Regions from separate parts of the Homo sapiens genome. Here region 1 is linked to region 2. Evidence: chromatin loops called from intact Hi-C (ENCODE). Cell type or tissue: dorsolateral prefrontal cortex. All regions are shown on one strand. Each heading gives the region's core, and the rest is flanking DNA. Links, peaks and the distances in the headings are about the cores only.

Evidence for each region. A loop is a pair of places that touch in the nucleus more often than their neighbours do. Peaks named below come from ENCODE experiments on the same cell type or tissue, not always from the same donor. Only the 100,000 strongest peaks of a DNase experiment are listed, where the experiment ranks them.
Region 1: a loop joins it to region 2, with 4 times the contacts of the local background. A loop is called at or near these places in 20 of 110 quality-filtered maps.

Annotation. Positions count from the first base shown.
Region 1 is chr22:19,494,920-19,497,828 of GRCh38, forward strand. It overlaps CDC45 (cell division cycle 45), which reads left to right. Exons shown (of 19, transcript NM_003504.5): 7 at 1,062-1,110; 8 at 2,467-2,528. Among named protein-coding and RNA genes, the nearest start is that of CDC45, 16 kb to the left of the region's middle. In dorsolateral prefrontal cortex, for the core only: a CTCF peak has its summit at 1,173 (motif pointing right); no DNase peak of the experiment used is centred there.
Region 2 is chr22:19,615,777-19,618,685 of GRCh38, forward strand. No RefSeq gene overlaps it. Among named protein-coding and RNA genes, the nearest start is that of LINC00895, 50 kb to the left of the region's middle. RefSeq lists enhancers at 1,376-1,955, 1,956-2,534. In dorsolateral prefrontal cortex, for the core only: no CTCF peak of the experiment used is centred there; no DNase peak of the experiment used is centred there.

The DNA of each region.
Region 1 (2,909 bases), core at 157-2,656, 120 kb before region 2:
TGGTGGCTCATGCCTGTATTCCCAACACTTTGGGAGGCCCAGGCAGGAGAATCCAGGAGAGTTCAAGGCTGCAGTGAACTATGATTGTGCCATTGCACTCCAGCCTGGGTGACAGAGCGAGACCTTGTCTCTAAAAACAAACCAAAAAAGGATAATATAAAACCATTTCAGGAAGCATAAGGAAAGAAAAGTGAAAATAATCCATAATCACACTGCCTAATTAAAAGAGATTCTGGGTTTGGGTTTCTATTCCTGGGTTATACATACTTGTGCATATTTTACATGATACATCTGATTTTGCATCTTTCTACTTAATATAACCATTTAAAATAGTTCTGAACAGGCTTTCTAAACAGCCTAGTACTTAATTGGCAGTTTCCCTTCTTTTTGAAATGTAGGTTACTTCCAATATTTTGCCATTATAAATAAGGCTTCAGTGAATTACTTTGTGCACACAGCAAGTTTTGTCTTGCTTTTTCCTTTGAATTGTAATTATGGGACAATTTCTCTGAAATGGAATTCTGAACTATACCACTTTACATCATACATTGCCACTGGCAGTTTGTGTTAATTTCCCAACGTTACACATATACATTCTGCTAAAGAGTCAATAAGTGGCCAGGTGTTGTGGCTCATGCCTATAATCCCAATACTTTGGGAAGCCAAGGTGGAAGGACTGCTTGAGCCCAGGAGTTTGAGACCAACCTGGACAACATAGTGAGACTTTGTCTCTATTAAAAAATTTTTTTAAAATTAGCTGGGTGTAGTGGCACATGCCTGTAGCCCCATCTACTTAGGAGGCTGAGTTAGGAGGATCACTTGAGCCCAGGATGTCAAGGCTGCAGTGAGCTGTGATCACACCACTGCACTTCAGCCTGGGAGACATAGCAAGAACCTGTCTCAACAAAAAAGAAAAAACCAAGAGTCAATATGTGAAAACAAATAGTACCATGATTTAATTTGCATTTCATTGAATACTGTCAAGTTTAGCATTTTTCCAAAATATTTGGCTTCCTGTACTGCTACTTCCTGTTGAAGACCTGCATTTTATGTCATTACAGAAGAGACATCCTCTTTGACTACGAGCAGTATGAATATCATGGGACATCGGTAAGTATGAATAGGTGGAACTCACTATAAAGTTCTGACTCCAGGGGTCAGTGTCCTCAAATGTGAAGAAGAAACGTAGATTTTAGAGCCACAAAAGCCTGGTTTGAATCTGAGCTCCATGTCTTCCCCCTGTGTGACCTTGGGCAGGTGTTGCAAGCTCTCTGAGCCTTAAACATCTCCTCCTCTGTAAAGAGAATAATCCTCATTTCAGAGGTAATTATTAAAATGGTCGTTTGCACCCAATAGGTGATCAAAGAAGAGCAGCGTTTATTTTTGTTCATCAAAAACACAGAATGAGTTTGTACCAGTCTCTGTGCGAGAAGATAAAACGCTATAGACTTATAATGGCCCATCAGTGTGTGTCTTTTACAAAACAGAATTTAGTGTAGAAAACCTACTATGTCAATAGTGTTGAGCAGAGCTCAAGGCCTTAAGGAGCCCTAGAAAATAAGTTTCAATAAAACATCCTGTATTTAGTCTTAGAATTTAATACTGGGACCTTGAACTCTAAGCACCGTATTTCCAGTGTCCCTTTTATTGTCAAGGTTCCATTGTCCTTTGAAGGATCATCCTTTTGCTGTCTCTGCTCAGTCCTTGCTAATGGAAAATTCTAAACAGTTGGTGGGGAGGGTGCTGATGCTCACTTAGAGAAGATAACTCCCTCCAGATATATGGGGCCAGTTCCCTTGGAAATTCTCTCCCTGGAGGAAGCCCGCATCTCACGGCAAAGGGGATCTTAGGGTCTTCTGGTCAGACACCAGTCTTCCTCAAGGTCTTTTACCAAATAGAGACCCTCTGCTTATGGGAGTTAAATGCTCCGATGTGGACAGCCCTGTTGGAAAGAGAGGTGCTGAGGCCCCTCCCTCTTTAATATTCAAATAATTGGACCCAGGGCTCTGCCTCACCTGGCCTTCCTGGGAATGTGTTTGAGGACGCCAGCCAAGCAGGAGGAGTGTGCGGATGCAGAGCCAGGCAAATGATGGGGTCTCCTGGCCTTTGGGATTCAGTGCCTGCCTTGGGCATCACTGAGGAACACAGGGAGATACAAAGAGGCCCCAGCCAGTGCTGCACCCGGGCTGCCCCTACCAAGTGAATTCTTCCCTTGCTACAGGATAAAATATACAGACAGTAATGATTTTAGGTAGCAAAGGAGTTACTTTCAGTCTTCCTCTTCTCAGTTTAGCGTGTACTCATCCCACATGTCGGGCTGGAATCCACCCACATGCCCTGGCCAGGTAGACCCTCCATCCGCAGGGGTTTGCCAGGGCCCTTCTGGCTCAAGTCCAGTCTGGCTGCATGGCCCAGCCCCAGCACATGCCCCTCCCATGAGCCTTAGACTTCTCTGCTTCCTTACAGTCAGCCATGGTGATGTTTGAGCTGGCTTGGATGCTGTCCAAGGACCTGAATGACATGCTGTGGTACGTAGCCCCTGCGGCAGCTGTGTGGGAGTATTTGTTGCCTTGGTCAGTGCCACATAAGCAGCTCTGTCCTCCCACAGGGAGGGTGTTTCCCTTGTCCCCACCAGGAGTGTCAGATGCAGCCCCTTTCTGGGTATGTGTGTGATTTTGGTCTTTTTCCTAACTGTGAAGCCCTGGGAGCTTCACACAAACATGGGACTTGGAGTGTCGGAGAATGCAGAGGAAGAGAATACAGTACAGCTTCACCTTCCCCACTCCTGCTGCTCAGCCTGTACTCAGTAAAGTCAAGTGACAGGAGGAGTGTGAGATTTGAAGGAGGCAGCCTTTGCAGTGGCTCACATCCTTAATTCTACATCCGTAATCCCAGTACTTTGGGAGGCC
Region 2 (2,909 bases), core at 209-2,708:
GGTCATCAGTCGCTGTGGTTTGATTTTATTGTGGTAAAAACACATATTATACAATTTACCATCTTGATTTTTTTTTTGAGACAGAGTCTCACTCTGTCACTCAGGCTGGAGTGCAGTGGCACGATCCCAGCTCACTGCAACCTCTGCCTCCTGGGTTCAAGTGATTCTCCTGCCTCAGCCTTCCAAGCAGATGAGATTACAGACATGCGCCACTATGCCCAGCTAATTTCATTTTTTCTTATTTTTTGTAGAGACAGTGTCTCACTATGTTGCCCAGCGTGGTCTCGAACTCCTGACCTCAAGGGATCCTTCCACCTCAGCCTCCCAAAGTGCTGGCAAAGTGCTGGGATTACAGACATGAGCCACCACTCCCAGGCTTTCACTTATTTTTAGATTGGATTATTTGATTTTGTTGTTGTTGAGTTTTAAAAGTTTTTGTTGTTGTTGTGTGTTGTTGTTTTTTTTTTCTTGAGACAGAGTTTTGCTCTGTCACCCATGAAGGAAATAATGTATACAGTGGTCTATTTCCAAGACAAAGTGCATTGAATTGGCTTAGGTCAGCAAACTACAGAAGAAACAGGATATACCAGGCCCCTGCTTGGATAGCCAATGACTGCTTGTCGGCCTTCCCCTTCCCTCTCTTCTTGCCACGCCCCGCACCCCCACCCTCCCCACCCTTAGTTGCCTTCACCTGAACCAAAGAAATTCAGTCTAAGACGAAAGCTTACTAGTCTTCAAAATAGCTCGCTTTGTCTGTTCTTTTCAGCCTGCCCAGCTACTTAGGTCACAAGTCAAAAACTTGGAGAACCCCTGAGCTAACTAGGATTGCAATGCATTGTGGGCTGCAACAAAATGCAGCAAGATAACTGTAAAAAAAAAAAAAAAAAAACACCTACAGGCCCTACCTAACAATCAGAACAATCAGTAGGCGATGTCCGGGAAGGTTGTAGCCCCATAGTACTCACTTTATGAGGAACTGGGGGAGGGACCTGCACACTAGGGGATACATTGCCTATTGAAACTGTGCTGGCTGTGCCTGCCTATCAGGCAAGATCGTCATTAAAAGTCTCACTTTGGCTGTTCTCTGGGTCTCTGAGTCCATTCTTTGGGTTTGGATGAGTGAGTTTGTTTCTCACATCCAGGCTGGAGTACTGTGGCGCGATCTCAACTCACTGCAATCTCTGCCTCCCGGGTTCAAGCGTTTCTCCAGCTTCAGGCTCCCTGGTAGCTGGGATTACAGGCGCGCACCACCACGCTCAGCTAATTTTTGTATTTTTGGTAGAAATGGGTTTTCACCATGTTGGCCAGGCTGTTCTCGAACTCCTGACCTCAGGTGATCCACCCTCTTCGGCCTTCCAAAGTGCTGGGATTACAGGCGTGAGCCACCGTGCCCAGCCAAGAGTTCTTTCTATGTTGTGGCTGTTGATCCTCGTCAGATGTATGATTTGCCAATATTTTTTCTCATTCTGTCAGTTGCCATTACTCTGTTGACTGAGTCCTCTGATGAGCAGAAGTGTTAAGGTTTGATGTAGTCCCTGCGGTCTGGCTTTTGTTAAAAACGTGTTGGCAGGGGGAGGGAGGGGGTCAGAACCCTGCAGGAGGTTCTATTACTTCTGGTGATGCATTGCTGAGCTGGGGCGTTCTGTGATCAAATTTCACTGGCTTTTCTTGATTTCTTTCCAGCCTGAAACTCAGGTGTGGAGTTTATGAAAGTTCTTCATGCAAAAGTGAGTGTTGTCCCTGAGATTGCTAAAGCCGATGCCCTCACCTGAAGGAAAGGGAGCATAGCGTAGGAACGCTGGTTCCTGGATGTCTTTCTTTGGGGCCTATGTCATGGGGGGCAGAGTCAGGTTCTAATGTTGATTCTAAAAGAGAAGACCCCATTTGAGAGAGTAAGCATTGCTGGTTTGCTAAAAGTAAGAAAAGTTTCTACTCGTTAGAGAGACTGTCTCCTGCGGTTGCCTGGCCGCCCTTTGCACAGCCCGCGAAGGGCACGTGGGAATCCTGCTCCATTCCAGGTCCCGGGCCAGTAGCTCCAGGCCGCGCCAGGGTCGGTGCAGAGCGGCATTTCCCGCCCCCACACACCTTGACAGGCCAGGTAACAAGAGAGGCCTTTCTAGAAAGTCCCTGGAAAAGGCTCTTTCCTCCCAAACCGGCAGATTATGCTTTGTATGTCTGTTGTGGCAAGAACCTTTTCTTGTTTTCTTTCTCAAAGTGACAAATTGATGGCAGGGCAGATAAATCGTATTTTCTTTCCTTCTTTCTTTCTTTCTTTCTTTCTTTCTCTCTCTCTTTCTTTTTTTTTCTTGGTGACAGGGCAGATAAATCATATTTTCTTTCTTTCTCTTTCTTTTTTATTTTTCTTTTTGAGATGGAGTCTCGCTCTGTCACCCAGGCTGGAGTGCAGTGGCACGATCCTGGCTCACTGCATCCTCCGCCTCCTGGGTTCAAGCGATTCTCCTGCCTCAGCCTCCTGAGTAGCTGGGATTACAGGCATGCACCACCACGCCCAGCTAATTTTTGTATTTTTAGTAGAGATGGGGTTTCACCATGTTGGGCAGGATGGTCTTGAACTCCTGACCTCAGGTGATCCACCCACCTCAGCCTCCCAAAGTGCTGGGATTACAGGCATGAGCCACCATGCCCAGCCTTTTTTTCTTTTCTTTTCTTAATAGACAGGGTCTCACTTTCAGTCACTCAGGCTGGGGTGCAGAGTTTCAATCCTAGCTCACTGCAGCTTTGACCTCCTAGGCTCAGCTGATCCTCCTGCCTCAGCCTCCCAAAGTGCTGGGATGACAGGTGTGAGCCATTGTTCCCAGCTAAATAGTGCTTTTTCTTCTCTCTAACATTGAAATATAGAAAGTATGAAAAAGCCACTCATGGTCAAGCGGCATGTCCCTGCAGAGCTG